2 separate regions of the Mus musculus genome follow, and region 2 is linked to region 1. The links are chromatin loops, found by intact Hi-C in ENCODE. Cell type or tissue: left cerebral cortex. All regions are shown on one strand. Each heading gives the region's core, and the rest is flanking DNA. Links, peaks and the distances in the headings are about the cores only.

What was found. Peaks named below come from ENCODE experiments on the same cell type or tissue, not always from the same donor. Only the 100,000 strongest peaks of a DNase experiment are listed, where the experiment ranks them.
Region 2: a loop joins it to region 1, with 3 times the contacts of the local background. A loop is called at or near these places in 14 of 42 quality-filtered maps.

The regions. Positions count from the first base shown.
Region 1 is chr16:97,283,570-97,295,876 of GRCm38, reverse strand. No RefSeq gene overlaps it. Among named protein-coding and RNA genes, the nearest start is that of Bace2, 67 kb to the left of the region's middle. In left cerebral cortex, for the core only: a CTCF peak has its summit at 5,406 (motif pointing left); no DNase peak of the experiment used is centred there.
Region 2 is chr16:96,836,156-96,848,462 of GRCm38, reverse strand. All of the region lies in intron 3 of Dscam (DS cell adhesion molecule), which reads left to right. Among named protein-coding and RNA genes, the nearest start is that of Gm32432, 40 kb to the left of the region's middle. RefSeq lists an enhancer at 495-2,863. In left cerebral cortex, for the core only: no CTCF peak of the experiment used is centred there; DNase peaks (open chromatin) are centred at 4,551 and 5,363.

The DNA.
Region 1 (12,307 bases), core at 3,935-6,434:
GCCTTGAATAGTAAGTGGTCAGTGAAGCCTGTGCCCATGCCTGGTACATCCTTGAAGATGTTTCCTTGAGGAATCTTGGAAATTACCCACAGTTCCTTGGTGGAAGCACACAGTAGATCCATTTCTGCAGGTGAACCTTCAGTTATGACTTGGATATGGACTGTCCCAACAGGCTCATGTGTTCAACCCTCATCTTCTGGGAAACTAGAGATGGGCCTGGTCATGAGATACATTCTCCTGGCCGTATTTAATTAAAGCTTGATTCAAATTTGGCTTTAAATTGTGGTAGTATTCTTCTTATTCTCCACCAGTGGGATTAACAAGACCATGGCCAGAGTGTCCCCAACAGCAAGCCTTCCCCGCTACAGTGCGCTCACTCTCAGGTTGAGCCTGCAGTAACCACTTTACCTAGGACTGCTTCTCCTCAAGAATTCTGTGATGACCACTCTCCTTCACTGAACAGATATGGCCATGGGCTCAACTGCATTAGGGGCATGGCTCTTCTGGGGGTGAGGGCTACAACAAGAGTATATGGAGCCATGAAACATTTGAGGTTGAGTCTGTCTTAACAAAAAACTGGACAGATACCAGTATTGACATGGGTGATTCTGCTGTCTCTACAGGACACTGAGGGGCCTAGGGGCCAGGCTGTGTCTTCTGTGCATCAGGGAAGCTCTGGCTGAGCCTGTTCCATGCAGCCCCACAGCTCCCAATAGCACTTGCCTTTCTCCTGATGGTGACTGACAAAGGACAGATTCAAGTTCTTACAAGAGACATGGCTTTGCCATATCACCTTAGCAAATTTCTCATGTTTCTCCATGCCTGCTTTCTTTCTCTCTTTCTCTTTCTTTCTTTCTTTCTTTCTTTCTTTCTTTCTTTCTTTCTTTCTTTCTTCCTTCCTTCCTTCCTTCCTTCCTTCCTTTTCTTTCTCTCTTTTGTTCTTTCTGTCTTTCTTTGTGTGTGTGTGTTAGTTTGTTTATTACTTTTTCAAGAGAGGGTTTCTCTCTGTGCAACTCTGGCTGTCCTGGAACTCTCTGTGTAGACCAGGCTGGCCTTAAACTCAGAGATCTATCTTCCTCAGCTTCCTGAATGCTGGGGTTAAAGGCATGCACCACCATTGCCTGACTTCCCCCAATGCCCTTTTGCTTAGATTTCTTTTTATTTAAAAAAGATAATCCTTCTATTTTTTCTATTTCTTTTTTTAATTAGGTATTTATTTCATTTACATTTCCAATGCTATCCCAAAAGTCCCCCACACACACTCCTCCACCCCCTCCCCCACCCACCCACTCCCACTTCTTGGCCCTGGAGTTCTCCTGTACTGAGGCATATAAAGTTTGCACAACCAATGGGCCTCTCTTTCCACTGATGGCCGACTAGGCCATCTTCTGATATGTATTTTTTTTTAAAGAAGAAATTATGCCACATGTGGAGAAATGAACTTAAATTTAAGAATTGATAATACAGACTTCAGTGAAGACATAAGGAGAGAAGGTTTGGTGGTTTATCCCCCATTTAGTATGTAGTACATATAGTTTTTTAGAAGTTTAAGCAGGGCAAAGAAATGCAATTCTCCACAAGGGAATTCCCTGGTGGCCGTTGGATGCACAGATTTGCTCTCTGCATGGATCAAGGTGCCTCCTGGCCTGGCCTTCCCATACAGACCTATGAGCCTGGTTGACAGCACAACCAGGGTTTCTGTCCTTTCCCTCATCCTCCTGACTTCCCTTTTGACCTCTATGATAAAATAATAATAATAATAATAATAATAATAATAATAATAATAATGGGACTGGCCCTCAAATGTTTCTTCCATTCTGGGAACAGCAGGGAGACGGACAGATGACCAGAGGGACTATAGTCTTGGCCTGTGACCACTGAGGTTTGGTCAGATCAAACACCCTCCTTTATGCCTTAGCACACCCACACACACACACACACACACACACACACACACACTGGTATCAAAGTGACCCCCTCAGGGACCCAAGTCTGCAGAGAACTGTTCATCGAGGTTCAAGGGAACTCAAGGTGTCTTGTGTCACTTGCTGTTATTTACCAGATTTTTTCTCCATGTTTTAATGGACCCAGATCATAAGTATCTAGCTATACAGTTCATTGGAGTTAAACAAACTGCATTGTGCTGTCTTTATCGTGAGAGAGAGAGAGAGAGAGAGAGAGAGAGATTTGACTTTATAGTGCATTATATCCTGTGCTCTGTCACTCTGTGGGTGCATTTTGAGGTCACAGTTAACGCTCAATAAACGCAAGTCTGGGTGGAGTGTCTCTAAAGGTTTAAAATCAACTCAACCCTCAGCTGGAAAATTCTCCGAGGTCAACACCCCTCAGAGCCAGCAGAGGGCAGTAGAGGACCAACCCTTGCAGAGCTACTCAGAGATGAAGAGAAACCTAGGGCTGGGGGCCAGGCATCTCTGAAGACAAAAGCTGGCTTCACATAGCCAGCCTCGAAGCTATACAGCTGTCCAATAGCATAATGTTATTTTCCCATGAATTCCAATTCTTCCTCCCCTCCCAGACTGTGCAGCTCTGGTTCTGAGCCAGTACTTGGGGACATTGTCACCTGGAAGGCATTTTGAAGGTATTCAGGGTCCCTTGCAGACACAAGGGTTAGTAAGGTACCCCATCACTAAGAGGGGCAGTGTTCAGAAAACAAAAACCTGACAAACGTGGACCCTAGACAGACAAAGACGAGTTAGCTAAGAAAACAAACCGCAGCTCTCAATACAAGTCTCCCACCACTAAATCAAAAAACAAAAGTCCCCAGTGCCTTAGGAAACCTCAGTAGCAACAAGTCGCCATCTAACATGAAAAAGGGGTTCTCCTTTCTCCTGGCGCTACTTCTTGTCTCCAATGAATTAAAAAGATCAGGACTCTACTGCAGCTGCTTCCGACCCACCCACCCGCTGCCGCCACCCTTCCTTGCGAGGCCAGGCTGTCCGGATTTGATGTTAGCAAACGCAGGCTGGATTTCAGACCCGCCCCCCCCCCCTTCCCTCCTACCTCTGACTAAAAAGAGCCTTCTTTATGCAAATTAAAGGCTATGCCATTTGACTTCCTGGTCTAGGAATGGGTTGCTGGCATTTCTTTGACCTCTTAGGAGAATAATTAGGTGATCTTGTTACTAAGCAACAGAAAGGCAGGCAATAAGGCAGCTGAGCTCTGGGAGCAGACGGAGCTGGACTCCGGAGAGCTTGGGCCAAAGGCTGTGGTGCTGTGGGGACATTGAGCTTCTTGCATAGTGGCTGACACTCGGGAGGAAGGAACCAGTGTGGTTCAACTGTCTGTCTCTCCTCCAGCACAGACAGGCCCTTCACTGGGCAGAGTGCTTGAATACCTGTTGCTAGACAGTTGCTCACAGAGGGCTCAGTAATGCAGGCTGTGCAGACCTTGAGAAAGAGTCAGGATTGTGTTCCTTTAAAGGTAGACTCTCAGGGAGACTGGTTCCTTCCACGGAATAGTTCTGGATGGTGTTTTTGTAACTCAAGCCCCAAAGTCCCAGAGAGGAAAAACATACGACATGCAATTATAAGGGTTTAATCTCTCTTCTATATATATTTAAGATTTTACATATTCAATTCCCTATTTTAGATCCAGAGAGACAGCTCAGGCAGTAAGTGCTAGGTGCATAAGCATGAACACCCGAGTCTGAGGGTGTGGCAGCCTGTTTTTGGAGTTCCAACTTGCACAGCGGACGATCCTTGAGGCTCACCAGCCAGTGAGAGACCTTGTTTCAAAAAACAGGATGGATACACCTGAGGCTGGCCTCTGGTCTCCACAGGAAAGAGCACATGTGTCCTCCACCCCGCTGTCAAACCCAGGCACATACATACAAAACTTACATTAAATTGTACACACTAACCATTTTCATGGTAGCATTTCCATATGTGCACATACTACTCACTACTCATTGATCATATCTACCTGTCTCCCTCCCTCACCCTCCTCTCTCTCTCTCTCTCTCTCTCTCTCTTTCTCTCTCCACCCTTCACTCATAACAGTTCTTAGGAGCCCTCCTGTATGAGAGGGAAAGCATGGATTCTTGTCTCCTTATGTTTGGCTTATCTTGCCTGTGATGAGCTACTTTGGTTCCATCCATGCTTTTCCTATGGATAACAAGATTTAATTATTTTTGATAGCTGAATAGTACTCCACCATCTATATCCCATATTTTCTTTGTTTACCCACTGACTTTAACTGAGATAATTCCATCACATGGCTTTTATGAACAGTGCAGCAATAAACATGCATGCACGCATATCTATGACATGCATACATCTTCAGAAGTATTCTGACTGGACCATATGGTATTCTATTATTTTTAGTTTTCCGGGGAACTTCCACAATGAGTCTCACAGTGGGTGCACTAATGAACTTTAGGAGGCAGTGTGTCAGGTCCTTCTGCCCACATTTTTCCTTCATAGCCACTTTGACTTGGGTGAGGCAGACTCTCGTGTGGCTTTGGTGTGTGATTCTTTTCTCGATGAGGCCGAGGACATTTCTCCTTGTTCTTGCCTGCTGTGTGTGGGTCTTTGGGAGCATTCTCTTCAGGTTGTTGTCCATTTTCACAAGATTACAGGGTTTGCTACATGGTCTGAGCTCTTTTTGTTTTCCAGATATCTACTTCAGGAGACTGACTGAGGGTCCCTCCAAGTCTGTAGACCGTTGCTTGGCTGCTTCTTCTGCTCTGCCTAAGCTTTTTTTTTTTAAATAATTTTATTATTTTAATGTGTTGGGGGTACCTCATGTGTGTCAATGCACCATGTACATGAAGTGATCATGGAATCCAGAAGAGGGTAATGAAGAGGCTTTGTTTCCTGAGCTAGGGGACTTCTGTGCAGCGGTAAATCAGCACCTGTAACAGTGTCTCTCACAGTCCCTCTTGTGATTGCAGGTATTCCGGTTTTACAGAGATATCTTTGATCCGTTTGGAGTTGGGTTTTATACAGGTTGAGTAATGGGAACATAGCTTCAGTCTTTAAATGGAGCAGAGCTGGAGGTAACACAGCACCGAATTTAAAGACACAGGGACAAAGCCACCATGTTACCAACATAAATACAGAAAGTCACATGGAATAGACTAGAGGACCCAGATGTAAACCCATGCCCTCTCATCCAGAATACTCTTAGGCATCAAAAACACACAGAATCAAAAACAGTTTCCTGAGGTGGCTGGAAGCTGGCTCAGTGGTTAAGAACACTGCTGTGTTTTGTTGGTTTTTTTTTTTTTTCAGATTTGGTTCCCAGCACCCATGTCTGGAGGCTCACAGTTGCCTGAGACTCCATCTCTAGATGATCTGACTCTTTCCTCTGACCCCTCTAGGCAACACCCTCCATATACATAAATATAAATAAAATAATCTTAAATACAACAAGACAACTAGAGACCTCTGGTGGGAGATAGGGAGATGTCACCCAAGACTGAGCCTTGCGTTCTTTGAATGGCATCTCAGGAAAGGACACTATGCAAACTGTTCACACAGAGATGGTGCCCTGAGCACCCCCAGTGTATGTGTGCTTAATACAACCCTGCAGACCTGCAGACTGTACCCTGCAATGTCACCTGGGCTATAAGTTCTCATTGTTTTTCAAAATGTATTAAGGTTGTTGCTGAGAAAGGACAGAGAACTAGAGAGTGGGAGAGGTGCTTCTTGAATGTGTGTGTGTGTGTATGTGTGTGTGTGTGTGAGTGTGTGTGTATGTATGTGTGTGTGTGTGCACATTTCCCAGGCTTCCCTTTGTCAGATGTGTCTCTTTGCAAAAGTGGGTTACTATCAGCTGAGATCTACTTGTTCCTTCAAAGGTACAACAAAGCCCTACGAGCAATGCCCTCACCTACTCTGAGAGCAGACAGGGGCTCATCTCTAGCATGGAGGCTCTAATCCTGCTCTCTCAGTCTCTATCTGTGTTCCTCAGCCTTCCCTGGACTGAGCCTCCCCCTATAGGTAGCCACAGTCCCACTGACCAGTGTCCCTGTACTCATAGTCAGCCCCAGTAAGAGCATGCTCTCATTTTTGAGCCCTCCAGGGAGGTTGTTACCTTAGTTATTTTTTCTATTGCTGTGATAAAACACTATGACCAAGGCAAGGTATAGAAGAAAGAGTTTATTTGGGTTTATGGTTCTAAATGGTTAGTATCTGTGATGGTAGAGTGAAGATACATGGGCAGGAGCAGGAAGCTGAGAACTCACATCTAGAACTGCAAGCATCTGTGTTTGCTCCAGGAGGCCTTGGTCCCCCGCATCCCATAGGCAGGTCTGTGCCGGGCTACCTCAGAGCACTATTCAGACTGACCTGGACCAAGGTCATCATGGTGCATGAGTGTTTGAACTATGAATCTTCAGAATTCTCAGTGGCTCCCTGTCTCTTGCTCACCTCTGCAGATAGGGAAGACGATACAACTGTGGCAACTTTAATGAGATTCACCCCACAGTTTTAGGTACTTGAATACTCAGTCCCCAGCTAGGGCTGCTGTTCTGAGAGGTTTAGGAGGAGGTGTGGCTTTACCTGAGGAAGTTTGTCACTGAAGGCTATGACAAGGAAGTGAGACATGGTGCTCCACTTGATGGCTCGGCTCAGTGGGGATCTCAGAGCTCTGTAAACAGTGGACTTAGTGTCTCCCTGCCATAGTCAGTCAGTGCTTGGGTCAAGGTTTAACAGAACCACCTTTGCACGAGACCCCCCCTTTCTCACTCCCGTTTGGAGCCAGCTGGCTTTCACACACAAGGTCTAAATGAAATGCTATCAGAACTCCACCCTGCTCACATCCATTCTGTCTGGTTTCACCCACCTCTAATCTCATTTTTTTTTCTCCTCTGGTGCTCATCAGCTATAGCTTGGCATCAGCTCGGCAAAGAGATGCCTCCAAAATTAAATTCACAAAGGCCTTGGCAGCTGGTGCTAAATCCAGTCCTGACGTCGTCGTCTTTTGTCATCATCTCCACCCTGGGTTGCAGCCAACTCCCAGACCTGGGAATGGAGAAAGAGAGTGGGGCTTCACGGTGGATCCTGTCTGGCATGTGGGAAGGAAGCTGAGTCATGCTGAGGGAGCGATTAAAGGCTCTTGCCAAAACGTACTCTGCTCCTTCTGGGGGGGGTAACCCCTATGATAGGCACGGCTGCCCTGTGGTCAGGAAGAGGCCTCAAAATAATCAGGGCTGCAGCAGCCCTGACTCTCTCTTTTTACAAATTGCTTGAGGTTGGGCCTCCCTGCTTATTCATATTTCATGCTCTGCCCCTTTCCAGGCTGAATGGGTAATGGGTTGGGGAAAGCAGGGAGACCAGCGTGGCTACTTGGTAAACTTTGGGGGATTGACCGCATCACAGGCCTTTAATTCCCTTCAAAATTGCTGTAAAATATACTGTTCTTGCTCACTGTTCTACACAAAATAATATACTGTCCCCACTCACTGCTCTACAGAGCTGTTTTCCCCAACACAAGTGACATTATGCAGATTTTAAGCCAGCAAACCCCACTCTCTCTCCAACTCCACTGCTCATGTTTTTCTTTGAGAATTGTCACCTTCAGACAAGGCATTGCTGTCAACTTCCTCCTTGCCTGGCACTCCTTCACTGAGTTCTCTGTCATTGGCTGAAAAGACATCTTGTGCTAAGGGCCCTGCCTGGGAACATGTTTATATTTATAAATACATCATCTTTAAAGTCAGCACCAGAGGTTGTTGCCTACACTGCGTTCTCCCAGAAAGGCCTGGTCTCAGATTGAGCATCTCATTGTGTATGAACTTGGTACCTTGGCTCTATTTTAGAATGCTCAGTTCAGTGTAATTACTACAGTTTCTAAAGGAGTTACTGTGTAATTGCCACGTAGTTTATTTCGTGGTAACTATGCAATTAACTTGTCTCGTGTCTCTAAACGGAAAATACTGTAATTCTAATACAAATGTGTGGACTGTTAGTGTTCTTCGCCACGTTTAAAGTATTGTAGATGTTTTCTTTATTTTTCCTTCCTTTTCTTCAAGTAACATATAAAGTTTAGTCCATTATTTCTTCTTTCTCCCCTCCTCTTCTCCTCTCTTTCCCCCTTCTTTCCTTCTCTCTCCCTTTTGTCTTTTTAGGCTAAAGAAAGTTAAGATTGCTAAAATTTTGCTGGAGACCCCTAAATTATCAAGAAACTTGAGACATAAATATAGCAATAGTAGCTAAATTATCTGCAGGGATGAGTGCTGGGTTGGGACTCTTAAGAACCTCTTGAGGTCTGAGGGAAACTAAGAACGAGGCCAGGAGAAAGTTGGTTGGCCTGTTATTTACTTTCCATTGTATGACAGTTGGGTATATAAGGGAATTGGCTTGACTTGAGCCCTTTGTGTTTTCTGGCACAGGTGGGGCTAGGACTTGAGGGTGGGACTTGAGGCTCTATGAATGTCTTCAGGATATTCCACCTATTGTTTAAGGCAGAAGAAGGAGACAGATAGAATTGCAGAGTAATAAAAGGCTTTACAGACTGGAAGCAACTTCAGGGCTAATTACATCCTAGAAGAAAGTGGGATGTGCCAACTCAAGGACTTTTCCTTTCTTTCTTCCTTCCTTTCTTTCTTTCTTTCTTTCTTTCTTTCTTTCTTTCTTTCTTTCTTTCTTTCTTTTTTTTAAACTATCATTTGTCTGTGGTCAGCATAGTTAGTGTGTATATAGCACACTGAAATGATGGCTGAATTTCCCCCCATCTGACTCAGGGCATAGCCCTAGGCATAATTTAGGTCCATCTAATAGACCCATCTGTCCATCCCTCTATTCCCATATCCAAAGCATATAGAATGCTTAGGCTCTGGGCAAGAAGGAAGACACACTTCTGTCTAGTGGGAGTAACCCACAATTAAAGGATAAGCAGAGAGCCTGATGCTGGAGCTCACTCACAGCTGGGAGAGCAACTCGCTCCAAGCACAAATGCTGTGTGGGCCCTGGATGCTCTCCAAGGTGCCGAAGAAGCAGCTGCAACCCACCCTCCTAGAGCATACAGAGAACAGATGGGAGGACACATGAGCACACGGAGAAATTGTGGGGGATGCCATGTTCTGTGTTCTTCAGGGAGAAGGAGAAAATATGGGGAAGGCAGGGCTGTACTGGACATGAGGGCCAGGGAGGAAGGGTTCTGAAATAAGTGATCAAGTCAGAGCCTTGCCCTTGGAGACATTTGAAGAAAACAGCCTTTAAGTGTGGAAGCTGGAGACTTTTGTTTGTGGAGCAGAACGCTGGAGCCAGTGACCTGGGGCAGAAACCCCAGAACCAGGCCAGAGAGACTGAAGACAGTTGCATGGAAAGGCTAAGTGTGTAGGGCCTCACTGCCATCTTGGCTTTTCTGCCTGCCGGGAAAAGTCATGGGGAGATTAGATGTCCGTCACCTAAAATTCCCATGCTCTTGACAACATCTCAAGATTCTGGTTGTCAAAAGTGAGGGTGATGGATGTGATGGTTGTCCTGGAGGTGGGATGGGGCCCGAGACCCCAAAGCACCCCCTTTCTCTGCTTCTCACATACGCACACAGACGTTTCCTCACCCTGCTGAAGTAGGAGAGCCTCGGACTCACCATGACTTTTCCTGGAGGCTGTGGAGGAAGCTCAGAGCAGCTGTGTCTGGAGTGCCTACAGGCTTGGCGGGGGCCTAGTGAGCATTCTTGCCTAGGAGGTGGTGAAGTAATTAGCTGGTGAGCTGTTTTCTGTTGGGAAGAACGGGGTGAATCATGCTATCAGAATGATACAATTATACTGGGTATGTTGTGGCAGCATACTGTGTCTTGATGTGTAGTTGTAGTTAGCACGTAAGTGATTGAGCATTTCTGCTGGTGGAGTCCCTACTGGGAAGTATGACTAATGTTGAGGTGACAGCCCCTCACATATAAAGTGTGTTCGAAACAAAGGGTGGCACCAGGACCAGCTATGTCCTTGGCTCTCACCCAGGCTTCAAGCTCCCATGCAGTCATGTTCTTGTATGAGTTTAGACAAGAGTGTGGGAAGGGGGCTCTCAAAGCATGATCATGTGTATATATCGACAATTTATGTCATGTGACAAGGTTGCTTTTTTTTCTTGTGTGCATGTGAAATGGTCAGTGCACATGTATGTAGAGGTCAGAGGTCAGCTTTAGCTGTCATTCCTCAAGCACTGTGGTTACATTGTTGTTTTGAGACAGGGTTTTTCACTGACCTGAAACTCACCACATAGGAAATATTACCTGGCCTGTGAAACCCAGAAATCCTCTTGTCTCCACCTCCTCAGTGCTAGAATTGTCCATGTGTTCCTCTCACACTCCCAGCACTTTTTTTGTGAGTTTTGGGGCTCACACTGGAGTTCTCATGCTTACAGGACAAGAACTTGTCTAAGTTTTCCCCTAAAATCTTTAGGTCCTTTAGAAACCTTAGGTCAAATATTGATTGTTTTCAGGGACCAACTTATTTATGTATGTATATATATATATATATATATATATATATATATATATATATATATATATATATATATATGTATGTATTTCTGAGACAGGGTTTCTCTGTATAGCCCTGGCTGTCCTGGAACTCACTTTGTAGACTAGGCTGGCCTCGAACTCAGAAATCTGCCTGCCTCTGCCTCCCAAGTGCTGGGATTAAAGGAATGCACCACCACTGCCTGGCTTGGGCCCAACTTATTCCAAGACAGAGTTACTCTATGCTTTGGAGGGTGGGCCCAAGCACAACTCAGTCTCCATTACTTCCCACATTCTATTCTGAGTACATGGCTTTTGCTTTGCCTTTTTTTCTTTTCTGTTTTTGTAGAAATCATTATTATATTTAGAATTCTCAAGTGTCAGTTTTCTCACAAGCATCTCTGGTATCCAGGGTTCCAACAGCCTCTGAGCACCACATATGATGGGCACCTTCCTCTGAGTTTTCAGTCACAATCTGCTGATTGTTTACAGTGAGTGGATTTTTCACAAATACTCCTCTTTGAATGGAATTCTCCTTTTTAGTCATTTCCAGTGTCCAAACATTGCAGGTATAGACTCATTGTGTTTGGTGCTATATGGAGGCCTTGGTGGTCTCCTGGCCATCTGATGACCACTCAGCAATATGTCCCAGCTTGGGAAGTGGAGGCACAGAGCCCCGACTGACCGTGGATGGATGGCTACAGCCAATCAGTAGGCTCTAGAACATGCTGAGGCTGGCATATATGACCTGCATGTGGCTGAGAAGTGGGTGGGAAAGGCTTCCATTCTACTTTTATCTCTTTTTGATCTGGGACCTCGGTTTCAACAGAGCCTGTGGGCACTGACAGACAGCAAGAGGCCTCCTTATACCTGACAGCACCCGCCTCCCCCCCCCCCCCAGAAGCATACACATCTTTGGGCTTCAGCACTGACTTTCAGGGGTTCAAGTCCTCCAGCTTTTCCAGAAAGGCTGCATCAGTGACAGTCTGCTTGCTCCACTCTGACACATGGTGAGATGTCAACATCTCCTAGTTACCCAGGCTCCCTTTGACTTGATCTCCTGCTTGTAGCTCAGTTTCTAAGCACCCATGCAACAGCACAAGAAGGTGTCACAGCTCCCTGAAATCCCAGAACCTGGAAGACGGAGACAGGGGATCCCTGAAGTAAACCAACTAACTAGACTAACAGAACCAGCAGGCTCTTGGCTCAGGTGAGAGATCCTGGCTCACTATACAATATAGTGAGTGACTAAGGAAGACATCTGATATCAACCTCTGACCTCCACAACACACACACACACGCACAGGCTCACACACACCACATGCACATACAAACCATATACTATACACACACCAAAGACATATATACACATACACATGCATGCATGCATGCAAACCATATACCATACATACACATATCACACACATACACATACCACGCATATATACACACACACCATACACACACATGTAAACCATACACCACACACATACACACACTCATACCCATCACATACACACTCAAATCACATAACACACACACACACACACACACACACGTGTGCACACGTGAGAAAGCACAAGGAAAATTTATGTCGTGTTGGATATCTCTTCACTTATGAGGGTTCCCATTTTATTGTCATTATTACTACACAGTAATTTTTGTCATCAAATCATATCTGTGGTTGTGATCAGTGGTGTGGTCCTGATTGCCATAATAACTGATATTTGTATTTTACAAGTCTTCAAAATAATCTTCTCTGCATTGTATCTTCCTTCTTGCATTTAAGGCAGAATTTGATTTACTTAGAAGAGTTATTGAAACACAGACTTCTAGATATCTATTGAATGTACCTGCTATAATGATAGAGGGTGACATA
Region 2 (12,307 bases), core at 4,316-6,815, 450 kb after region 1:
TGTCTTTCTCTACCTGCCTCTCTCTTTCTATCTCTGTCCCTCTCTCTCTATCTGTTTCTGTCTCACTCTCTGTCTCGCTCTGTCTCTCTGTCGCTGTTTCTCTCGCTCTCTGTATGTGTGTGTGTGTGCTCTGTGTGTGTGTGTGTGTGTGTGTGTGCGTGTGTGTGCAAGTAGAGACCCGAATTTGATGTTGAGTGAATTCCTCAAAAGCTTTCCCCAGGAGCTCTCTACTTTTATTTTATTTTATTTTATTTATTTATTTACTTATTTATTGAGATAAGATCTCTCAATGAATCAGGATTGTGCAATTTTTGCTAGTCTGACTGGCCAATAAGCTCTAAGGATCCTCCTGCTCTGTTTCCCAGCGCTAGGGTTACAAAGGCATGCCACCATGCTAGGCTTGTAGGTGGATGCAGGGAATCTAAATCTGTCCTTATTCATACACAGCAAATACTGTACCTACTGAGCCATCTCCCCAGTAAATTTCATTTTATTCCGTCTCCGTATGTGAGAGAAAACATAATACCCATCTTTCCGTTACTTTAATATATTTGTACTAATTTAATTAATTAATATTTATAGTAATTCTCTGAGAATGTCACACAATGTATCTTCATCATACTCACTCCTGACTTATCTCTGATTGCTCCCAGATTCACCCAGTATCTGGGCACTTTGTTTTTCATTTAATTTTATTTGTAGTTCATTTTCACACCCCATATTCCATTCCCCACCCCTCCCCATCCACCCTCTGACTGTTCAACATCCCACACCTCCTCCCCACCCAACCCTGTCTCCACGTGGATGCCCCCACCCCCCACTCCACCTGACCTCTAAACTGTCTGGGGCCTCCAGTCTCTTGTGGTTTAGGTGCATCATCTCTGAATGAACACAGACCCAGCAGTCCTCTACTATATGTATGTATGTTGGGGGCCTCATATTAGCTGGTGTATGCTGTCTGTTTAGTGGTCCAGTGTTGGAAAGATCTCTGGGGTCCAGATTAATTAAGACTGCTGGTCCTCCTACAGGATCACCCTTCTTCTTTCAGCATTCCCTAATTCAACAACAGAGGTCAGCTGCTTCTGTCCATTGGTTGGGTGCAAATAACTGCATCTGACTCTTTCAGCTGCTTGTTGGGTCTTTTGGAGGGCACTTTTAACACAATGATCTCCAGCCTTACTTATTTCCTGAAGGTCGGTGATTCCACTCTTCATGGCAAAGTGCATATCACAACTGGAAGATATTGCCCACAGGAAACATGTCCTTCCAGCATAGCCTCAGGGAACATTGCCTGTTTACTTGTCTTTAAACACTAATCTACCCGACCTAGTCCTTCTCTGTCCTTCCTTGTCATCCTCCCCACCGAGTAGAGGTGGCTCTTACACAGCCCACCATGTGCAAGAACATGCCCCAGATCCCAGGAGAAAACTTCCCATTATCCTCTCCCTCACCCTAGCATCCAGACCAACACTCTGTCCTGGAGTCTGTGTTTTCAAAATATATCTTAATTTAAGCCCATGAAACTTCCATAATTTTCTCCAACCAGACACATTCTCTGTGTCTCATCCTGACTGTCTAATCCTCAGACACCAGACAAGGCCCCCTCCCTCCTGGGGAAGCACTCTCCTCTGTCCAGGCTCATTTCTTTGTCCTTCTGTGCAGTCCTCTGTTTCTTTTCTCTCCTTTGTCTAATTGCTATTCTTGCCTCTAACTGAAACATTTCTTCCTAGACATGAGTGGCCCTGTAGTGACTGACAAGTGTCCCCTCATCATGTAAACCAACGAGTACTGTTCCAGTTATTTGAGTTTCATTGGTTGTTATTATTAATCCTTAAATAATCCCTTTTTTAAAAGTCTAATGTCATTTTATTTTCTGAAGGATTTATTCTGGAAAAAAAAATCACAAGAAATCTAACTAGAGTAAAGATTAATGGCAGACTCTAAGATCTGCACAGGCAAAGCTCTGATCATTAACAAACTAAACAGGGTAATTAGGTGCACAGTTGAATGCAGTGTGCGGGCTTAAATTAGCAGTGTGTAATTGAGCCTCATTTAACTGTGGGAGAAGTACACTGAGCAAGTCTTAGTTACAGGAGGAAAATGTCTTTGTGAGATTGCTCTCGGAGTGTTTAACATACATATGCTAGATGACTCTGGACTTAGAAGCCAGGGTAGGGTTTGAGCTGGTTCCACATGCTCCCCTCCCCCAACTACAGAGGGTGCACCATTACTACTGGTTCAGTGATTTCTCTGTGCAGCTTAGCCTGGGCTGTGCCTGGGCTGCCTCAATGTCACCCTTCCGCCCTTCCTTGACATCACAGTTTACAACCTTCTGGTGAGGGGAGGTCACTGCCTGAACCAGAATGCCTTATTTCCTGATCTTATTATTATTATTTTGTGTGTGTGTGGGGGGGCACCTCAGATTTGTTCTTCCTGAATACCCAGCCATTTAATACAAGGTAAACAGGAAAGGACAGGAACAGGAAGGAAAAGAGAAGCTGCTGTCACAGGCCAATGGTGATGCAGTTGGTGCAAAGTCAGGCAGGAAGGAAGCGGCCACAGCTGAGCGGGGATAAGGAGGTGGGAACATGGCTGCTTAGGTGTTTAGAAAGCAGGGATGACAAAGATGGAAGAAATGTTGAAAGTGTTTCTCTCTGCTACATCCATGCCCACCAGTGGGCTAGCCTGGAAAACAAGAGAAATTAGGCCACCTTTGACACGTCTGTGCCACCCTAGCCTTCCTGATCCTCCTGTGTCTCCAAGTTACCAGGGCTTTGTAATGCATATGCTGTGAGCCACACCCACTGACTCCTCTTGGAGCAGACTGCCCCAGTCAGTGTCTGTGATAGCAAGGAATGGGGGCATAAGAAAGAGAATGTAGTCTGCTCCTCCCCCAACTCACTTCAGTATCTGCTACTTCTGTACCTCTGTTCATTTGCATATGTAAATTTATATTTATATATGCACATATATAGTACATTATGTATCATATAGATTACCTTGAAGATCTTTCCAGAACTTTGGCAATTCTACCTTACTATCCTTTTTAACCACTATGAGTATGAGCTTACTAATTAACTCAATACCCCTAAATTTCATTCTACTCTTTCTGAAGTGTCAGAAAGAGTATTTTGAGTTATATTTTTATATAGCTAAATCTATGAATTTACTTAGGACAGAGCCTTTGGAGAGGACCCACTGGGTTGAAGTATAGGGAGTACTTACAACTAAAAATAATCACACAAGTGGTTCCCCAGGAATGTTTCGCCAGTTTATATGCCATAAGACATGTTTATTTCCCTCTACCCCCCACCAAGATTACGTATTCTCAAATATCTTTAGAATTTTCTAGTCTCCTGGATGGAAATAGCATGCTTTAATTGACATCAATGCAGTTGACTTCTAACTGGGCTTTGTCCAGAAATGGAGGAAGATGAGTTGCTTTCTTTGTATTTTCAGAAAATTGACACTTTCACAACATCAAATCATCTGTTCTTAGAACATGTGGCATATTTCCATTTAGCCTAGTCTTTGATTTTGTCCTGGGGAATAGTTGAGAGTGTCTTTTAAGTGTACATTATACATTGATAGCTGTTGCAAGCAGGTTATTTAATGTTATGGCTAATGGAGGATCTTGCATAGTTAGATTGTGACACAGCCCAGATTTTCCCACACTTCATGCAACAGTACTCCCAGGGAAATAGCATCATCCTGGTGTGACCCTGGAAAGCCAGACTGTAAGCACCATGGACACCCCGGGCTATGCAGTAGAAAACACAGGGCTGAGGCTACAGTGGCCAGTGTGGCTTTCCAAAGTCCTCCCCTCTGGTGCCTCTTGTCACTGCCCTGGGCTCTTTGTCTCCTGCCTCTTCCTCTCACTCCCCTCACAGGAGTCTTTGAAACAGGCTGTTCCTCCAAGTGCAGATCAGCTCCTGAGCAGGCTGCTTCAGTCAGCCATGTTGTCAGGATTTCCATTGGTCCTCAGGTATTTCTGTGCCTGAACTTTCACATCCTATCACGGAGCATCAGGCCCTCTCACCCATGGGATTCGTCCTGAGGTAGTCCACTACAATGACCTTGTTTCCAAATAACGGCAAAGTCAGAGAACTTAAAAATATGTTAGGCAGAGAATGTTTTAGCTGTACCTTCATACCAGCCATCTTAAGCCACCACCCCTCCTTCAGCTCTCTCAGATAAAAGCTGCCAATGCAGTTCTTCAAGGGGCCATTGTCCCCAGGCTGTTCTCTGGGGTCCCATCTGCAGCTCCTGCTGGTGGCTCTAACACAGAGAATGGAGGGCATAGCAGAGCCCTGCCAGGAGTCTAATTCCTCTCTGACCTACATCTGAACTAAGAGAAATTGAGAGCTTGAAAGTCACCCTATTTCCCCTTCTAATTTCGTTAATGCTATTTGAGCGTTCCAGTTTCTAAAACGTTATATATTCATTTCCAGGATCATCACATAACACTCTAGACTGAGAACTTAGATTCTTACTCCAGTCTCCTGACTTTTCAACACTGCTGTGCAAGCCATCTTGAGGAACCATCATGCGGGGGTGCGGCTGTCAGTGCGAGGTGGCAGGCACAGCCTAGACAGGTTCTTTATGTGGCGTTACCAGGCGACATCTGATTAGCAGAGCCATCTGCTCTTTTAATTATTATTGGCTCAGTTCAGACAGAAGTAGCAAGGGATAAAGAAAGCAAACTGAGGAAATAGTTTGGAGTAAAAAAGAAAAAAATCAAGCATGCTTTTCAAATCTTCTTTTGAACATTCTGCAGTCTCTATTGAAGACCTAACCCAGCTGCACAGCAAAAACTTGAGTGTCTAATGAAAGAATAATTAGCATCAAAATCCTAAAATGTGTTTGCTTTCAGGTAATAGAGTGAGATTATTCCAGGAGAGGGGCAAAGCACTTTTCATGGTCTGTACATGAGGAAATAATCACGTTGGAATCTAAAATGATATGTCATAGCTTTTTCTCTTTTTACCATACATGTATATGTGTATGTGGAATATGTGTGCCTATTTGCATGTAGTGGTCATACACTTATGCTGGTGTATGTGTATGTGTGCACATATGTGTGGAGCCTCCAGGTTGATGCCAACTGTCTTCTTGATCACTGTACAGTGTGTTTTGTTTTGCTTTGTTGTTTTGTTTTGTGAGACAAGATCTCTCACTGAACCTGATGCTTGTGGATTCTGGCTACTGAAGCTAGCCAGCCTGCCCTGGGATTCCCTATCTCTGCCTTCTGAGTACTAGAATAACAGGCAGCTAGCACATCTGCTTGGTGTGGGTTCTGGAGATCCAAACTTTAGTCCTCATGCTTTTCTGGCAAACTCTTCACTACTGAGCTGTTCCCTCATTTAAGAAAGCATTCTGAATATGGATATGATGACAGACTTCCTCATATGAGTATCGATTTAACAAGTACTCTTGGAGGATATAATGATGAGTCATTGTGAGTAATGGAGATGAGAGGTTGAACAGTATGCAATGTTGTCTTGTTATTCTACATGAAGGAGAGGGACATCGAGCCAATATCATATTCGTGAACAACATACATTCCCATCAAGATATGATAAAGCTCAGCCTGGGTAAAATGAGGCCATGGGTATAGAGAATGTGGGCAACACTGCTAAAAACTTAAATCTAGGAGCTGAGACTAGAAATGTACTAAAAGAGGTATCAAGAGAGAGAATGGGACTCAAAGTTCTGAGAGGGTTCAAGCCTGATAGGGGAGAAAGGAATAGAGGTGAGTCTACAGAGTTGTGATCACAGTATGAATCTTAATAGGCAGCACATATGACCTGGTGTGGTGGGACTGTATCCTGACACCTAGGGGTGGCCTAGTGCGGTGGGATTCCATAACAACATCTAAGAGATGTCAACATTGTGTCTTTATGACTGTATCAGTCTTGAATGCTGAGTGAAAAATGGGCTGGAGATGCAGGTCTGACACTGAGTTTCCTTAGACATGCATCATGCAGTGTAGAGCAGGCATGCATGCAGACAGATCAATGGCTAGTCTGCAGGTAGGAAGAGAGAGCCTTGCTATTGGCTATATGATGAGGGCTGCATAATGTCTAACTTTCAGGACTCCTTGATGTATGTCACATGTTTGGATACTAAGCATCCTTGGCCGGACAGCTGAAGCAACATGACAGTGGCATCAAAGAAAGTTCCCGCATTCCCACCATGATCCCACTGTGCAGTTGCAAAGACTTCTGAAGACAGATGCTGGGATAAAATTCTACGGAGTAAATGTCTTAAGCCACAGTGACATAATACTTATGTTACAGTTTTGGATGCAGATATCCAAGGTGTCTGATAAATCATTTTTTGTTTAACATCCCTTTCTAGCTTTCAGGTAACTGCTCCCTTGACATGTCTTCTCACCACACAGAGAGGATGGACTTTCTTTACCTCCTCTTTACACGAGGCACCAGCCCCATTATATGGCCTTACTCACATTATTAATTAATTCCCCAAGTTCCCGACTCTGAGTACTCTCACACAGTGTATTAGAGCATCCTTGCATGTTTTTCGGACAGATAATCATTCGGTGTTGAAATGAAATCTGTGTGACTCTCCTGCTCCACATTCTATCACAGGATGTATAAAGATGCTCTTGGATATATTATTTCTTTCCATACCTCAGTGAACACAGCTAGGTCCTGTAACACGACCTCAAATGTTTGGCATACATTTTACCATGATGACACCAAGTGACAGAAATATATGCATGTACATATGCAAGTACATGTATACATACACATATACACGTACATCTGTGATGCTGCAGATCAAACCCAGGACCTCATGTATAGTAGGCCAGCACTTTGGTGAGCTCTACCCATGGACGAATGTCAGAACTGTGGTATAAACCTCTTCCATGTCACTTCCATGCTTAGACTTTTCTAAGTGAGGTTGTCTCTTGTGATTAAAAACATAACTTAAAAATGAGGTCCTGGGAGTGCCTATGTGCAGCTGTCCTACTGAGTGAGATGCCTTCTGTAGTCACCCACCACCTCTGGCTCTTACACTCCTTCAGCTCCTTCTTTTACAATGGTCCATGAATCTTTGGGCTGGGGGTGGTACTATTTACATTTCCTTTAGGGCTAAGCATTCTGTGGTCTCTTATTCTCTGCATCTTGGCCAGTTGTAGTCTCTGTGTTAATCACCACCTACTGAAAACAGAATCTTCTCAGGTGATTGATGAGAGATGTATTAGTCTGAGGGAATAATGTTGAGTCATTGGGAGTCAGCTTAATATTCTGTCCATTTAGCAGTGCAGTCATAGCAGATTCATCCTAGGACCTATGATCCATCTGGCTATATGTTCTCTGCCCTCATAAGATATCAGGTATGGGTTTTATCTTGTGGAGTTGGGCCTAAATCCAACCAGAAAGTGGTTGGTTACTCTGATGTTGTTCATGCCACTAGTATACCAGTGGGCATGTCTTGCAAGGCCAATTTCATTGTGGATAAAACGTAAAACTCTCTAAGAGCTAATAAGAGTGAAAATTTAAAAATACATTAAGTCAATGATATTTTTTTAAATGAGCCCTACCTTGTTTGTGTCAATGTTCCAATGATTATGTGTACATGTTGATCAATCCCTATCAAAACAGAATTGTCATGCTCTTTGTCATTATATCTATGTTTGATTATTTTTATTAATATTTTAGCTGGCAAGTCATAATTACATGTATTTATGAGGCATAATATTTTGAGTGTATATATGTACAAATGGTACCACAGTTACACAGCTTTCTTTATGATGAGCTTTTTGAAGGTGATTCTCTCATAGTTACATTCGGATATACAATACCTCATTACCAATGCTCTGACCTGGAAATTAGAGCTGTGTCTGTCTTCCTGACATCTGTGCAGTCATCTAACTGTCAATGGTAGAACAAAGTGGATATTTCCAATCTCCTGTCTTTCTTAGAGGAACAGACCAAAGTTTAGAGAGCTAAGCATCTTGAATGACATCGCACAGCAGGAAAGTGGGAAGATAGCTTATTAGAGTTTGTTTACATTAGCTTCTGGAAGATAGTGTGTTTCCATCCAATTATGAAGCCTGGGTTTTCTCTGTGATCCTAAGAGATCTCTCAAAGTAGGAAAGTGTTGAATTAAATTTTAATGGTTAAATCCCAGTGGTGGGTTTGCTACCAGCCTTAGTGCTTAACATTCCCAAATGAAAGACACACACACAGCCTTTATATTTTGATATGCCTTAAACAGCACAATAGCTGGGCCACTCCCCAACCTCCACACAGTTAATCCACCTCCTGCTGATAATCCTGCTGATAATCCAAAATTGATGAATTCTATACCTTGGCTGCCCTGGACTCAGAGGGCTGCCCAACTGGGCCATACTCTCCTGGCTCCTTCACATGCAGGATATGCCTCCCTGACCTCCATTCTTCTCAGGCATGGTGTCTCTCCTCTCCTCCTTCTCTTTCTCCTTCTCCCTCTCCCTCTCCCTCTCCCCACCCCCCTTCTCCTTCTCCTCATTCTCCTCCTCCTTTTCCTCCTCCTCCTTCTCCTTCTCCTCTTCTCCTCCTCCTTTTTCTCCTCCTCCTCCTTCTCCTCCTCTTCCTCCTCCCTCCTCCTCCTTCTCCCCCTTTTCTCCCGGCATACCAGATTTCCCTCCTTCCTCCTCTCTCTCAGTTCCAAACCTAGAAATCCTAAAAGTCCAGCCTCTGTCTGCCCTGCTCAGCCATTGACAGCAGGCATCTTTATTTACCAATCAGAACCACCTGGGGGCAAGGTACCTCAGTGTCTTATGTCTGGACACTCATGTAAGCACTTTGGGGGGAACCCAAATTAACATTATAATACAAGCAGCATTAGGCCAAACCCACAACAGGAAAGCTTGGTCTACTTCAAACCATTTAAAAAGGCTTTCAGATTATGTGTAAGTCTATAGCCAGACTAGACAAGACTACTTGACAAATTAGCCAACTAGAGAACAAGTGAATTAATAACACATCTCACTGGATGTAGTTAAACCTTTATGTTAGACTGGTGGTGCAAGGAATAAATACAGGTTTGGGGATTAAATTCCAACTTCTTTCCTCCCTTCATGTTTTAGTTCTAAGACTCAAAGTTGTTTATGACAGAAGCCCCTTGGTGACAGGGCTGAGTCTTATGCCAGGTTTGCACTCCTGGAGCTCAGAGACTTGCAAGCTCATGGGCCCTGGTTACCTGCTCCCTCACACTTATCACAGGAGCATTGATAATCAGCTCAACGCACGACAGCCTTTTGAAGCTCAGCTGTTAAACCTGAGGGTTTCTACTACCCATACCACATCAAAACAGAGCTTTTAAGCATCTCCTGTTTTAATCCCAGCCTTTGATGGAAGGGGACTGAACCATGGCTGAGCTTCAGGAGGCACTGTCCTGTGGGCTTTCTACCCCTCAGTTCCATACAGGGAGGCATGTGGCTGCAGTGCTCCCATCCTGAGAGGACCTACTGTGACACTACTGTGTAAATGTCCATTTTCTGAGATAGTCCTGTGTCTCTAGATCAATATACCCCACCAACCCATTTGGTGCACCCAGGCAGGCCAACTGGACTCGGACTTCGTCACAGATTTATTTTACTGGTCCTACAATGATGCTCACATTAACTGACTGCAGGGTGACTCAACTCCCCTCCCCTACTTCCCCCCCTGCTTCCAGTCTGTTCAGAGTTCTAACTGTACACGTGTTCCTTTACACTGGACATTAAACACATCACAGCCACAAGTATGAAAACAGGGATAGTAGTAACCCAGGCAAAAGTCTAGTGACAGAGGAGCAGAAAGCAGGAAAGTGATGGAGATCAGGTGTAGGAGCTTAAGCATCTAAGAGCTCAGGAGCTGCTTAGTATCTGTTGAGAAGCTAGGGATATTCCTTACACATCCCATGATACCGGAGTTGTGCAGCCTAGTCATCACTGATGTTCACAGTGACAACCTCAACATTAAAAGTAACTTATCGCTATTAACCAGGTGACTCTGATTTGCTGAGTGTCTAACATGCCAAAGACTATAAACTATAGCTGAGAAATATTTCTATTTAAAACTCTATAGTCTCTCCCTTTAACCTACACCAAAAATAGTAATGTTACCTGTAAAATTTGCCTTTGGGCAATTGTTACCAGGGAGTTCTTGACAGTCAAGGTATGTGTGTGTGGTGAGGGTGTCATATTTTATTGCCTTTAATGATCTACATTTAAGAATTTGTCTATGTTAAAAGGGTCTATAACCCATGTAAGAATATGAACAAACCATCTATTCTACATGACTCAGGAACATCTCATGTAAAGCATCAGGCAGGGTGCAGCCGAAAGCCAGGTAACCATGAAGGGTCCTTGACACAATGGAGGGCCCATCATATGGCTTTGCTTAGTTCTCACTGTACCCTAAAGGGTTCCATTCACCTTGGCATTGAGATGACCCAGGGGCCATGACTTCCATAACCTATGATGGCAGAAGGAAGAAATGTTCTTCCTTGCAACATTTCTTTAGCATGTTGATCCATTTCAAGATGGGAATCAGAGACAAAGAACAGGTCATCAGAGACCAGATCCCAGATCGGCCAGCTCCTTTTCCATCCTCTGAACCTCTCAGGAAGTTTCACAGTAGTAGATGATTCCGCTTCTTCTGAATTGATGTCTTATGAGTCTTCTTCATGTGCCAAGATAGCAGATTAGAGGGAGCATGCCGGGAACTATTGCAGTACTTTCATGGAGCCTGCTTGAGGTTTAATTAAGACACGGAGGCTTCTATATAGTTTTAAACTGTTAGCTTTTTGCTGGGGCAGTCTCTCAGCTATCTAAACTTATCCTGACTTATCCACTATCTCTCTTCCTGTGGTGGTTCTCACTGTCTGCTTCCAGCTCTGACCATCTCCCTTCTGCAACACAGTCTCCCTGTCTCCTGTTTCTCTGCCTATATCTCTGCTTCCCTGGAAGTCCAACCCCTGTACTTCCTGCCTCAATCCAGCTCTTTATTATACTGAAAAGTCACATTGCAGTTTAAACAACAGCAGTAAGGATGATGCTAATCCATCTCTTAGGGCTGCCTTTAGGCACTGGGAACTGCTGGACCTTTACCACAGCAGCAGCCTACTTTCAATTATCATGATTTCAGAGAATCATCTTTTGGGCAAGTGAGGAAAGGCAAATGTTTACATATAGAGAACTGGTGATGGGCCATAGAAATGACAATACCAAAGTCCTGCCGGTATTTAGCTCTCAGTGGGCAAAGCAATCAGGAATGGAAAATGTAGGGACACATCTCCAGATACAATGTAAGGGAAAGTCACCCAACACAGGACCAGGGCAGGGTTGGCACTGCCATCATGGGTTTGCTCCTACCCTGCTAAAGAGCCATCACAGATGGCCAACTACTTACATCTTCCCAGTGGATGGCTTGTCAATTCTCAAGGAAATGTCCCATGCTCAAAAGATGACAGCATCTGATTATGTTTCCTTCTTGTCCTTCCATGTGTCACTGCACTTCAAAGAAGGAATTATTGTAACATTATATAACCATGTAAAATACATTGAGAAAGAAAACATTTTTTTCCACACAGTAGATATTGATAAGAAATACTTGCAGAACAATGACACATGACAGGCAGTAAAAGATTTCTTATTGCTTCCTTTTGAAGAGCAGATAAAGAAAAAAATATCTAGACTATATAGAACTTGGAGGAATTTTTGTAGCTTTCTATCATTAAGCATATTTTCATATTTTAAAACAGATGAGTTGATAGATGCTGCTTTTAATAATGTTAAACTCTGTGCTAAGGCAGGGCTTGTCGTTATTGACCTTTTCTCAGTCCATTATTTTGAATTGCTTTTATCTTATATAAGAATGTATGATTTCTAAAAAAAATTTTATCAATGCAAATGTCCTGTGACTAACACATGGTCCTTGCAAGACAGGAATTCTGCCTGCAGCAGAAACATTTGAGACCCTAAGTCAGTGAAGCTGGACACTGGAGATCTTTCTGTCTATAAAGTACTCATCTTAGGAGCATTAGCCACTTAATTTGATTCCCCTAAACTCAGATCAAAACCTGAAATGGTGGCATGTACTTACAATCACAACACTGTGGAGTTGGAGACATGTAGATCCTTAGATCTTGCTGGCCAGACATCCTAACTGAATCAGTGAGCTCCAAGTTAATAAGAGACAATGTCACAAAAAATAAGTAAATAAACAACCATTGTTTTAGCTTGCTTTCTCTGGTTATAGACATCATGACCAAAAGCAACTTAGTATAGAAAGCATTATTTCAGCCAACT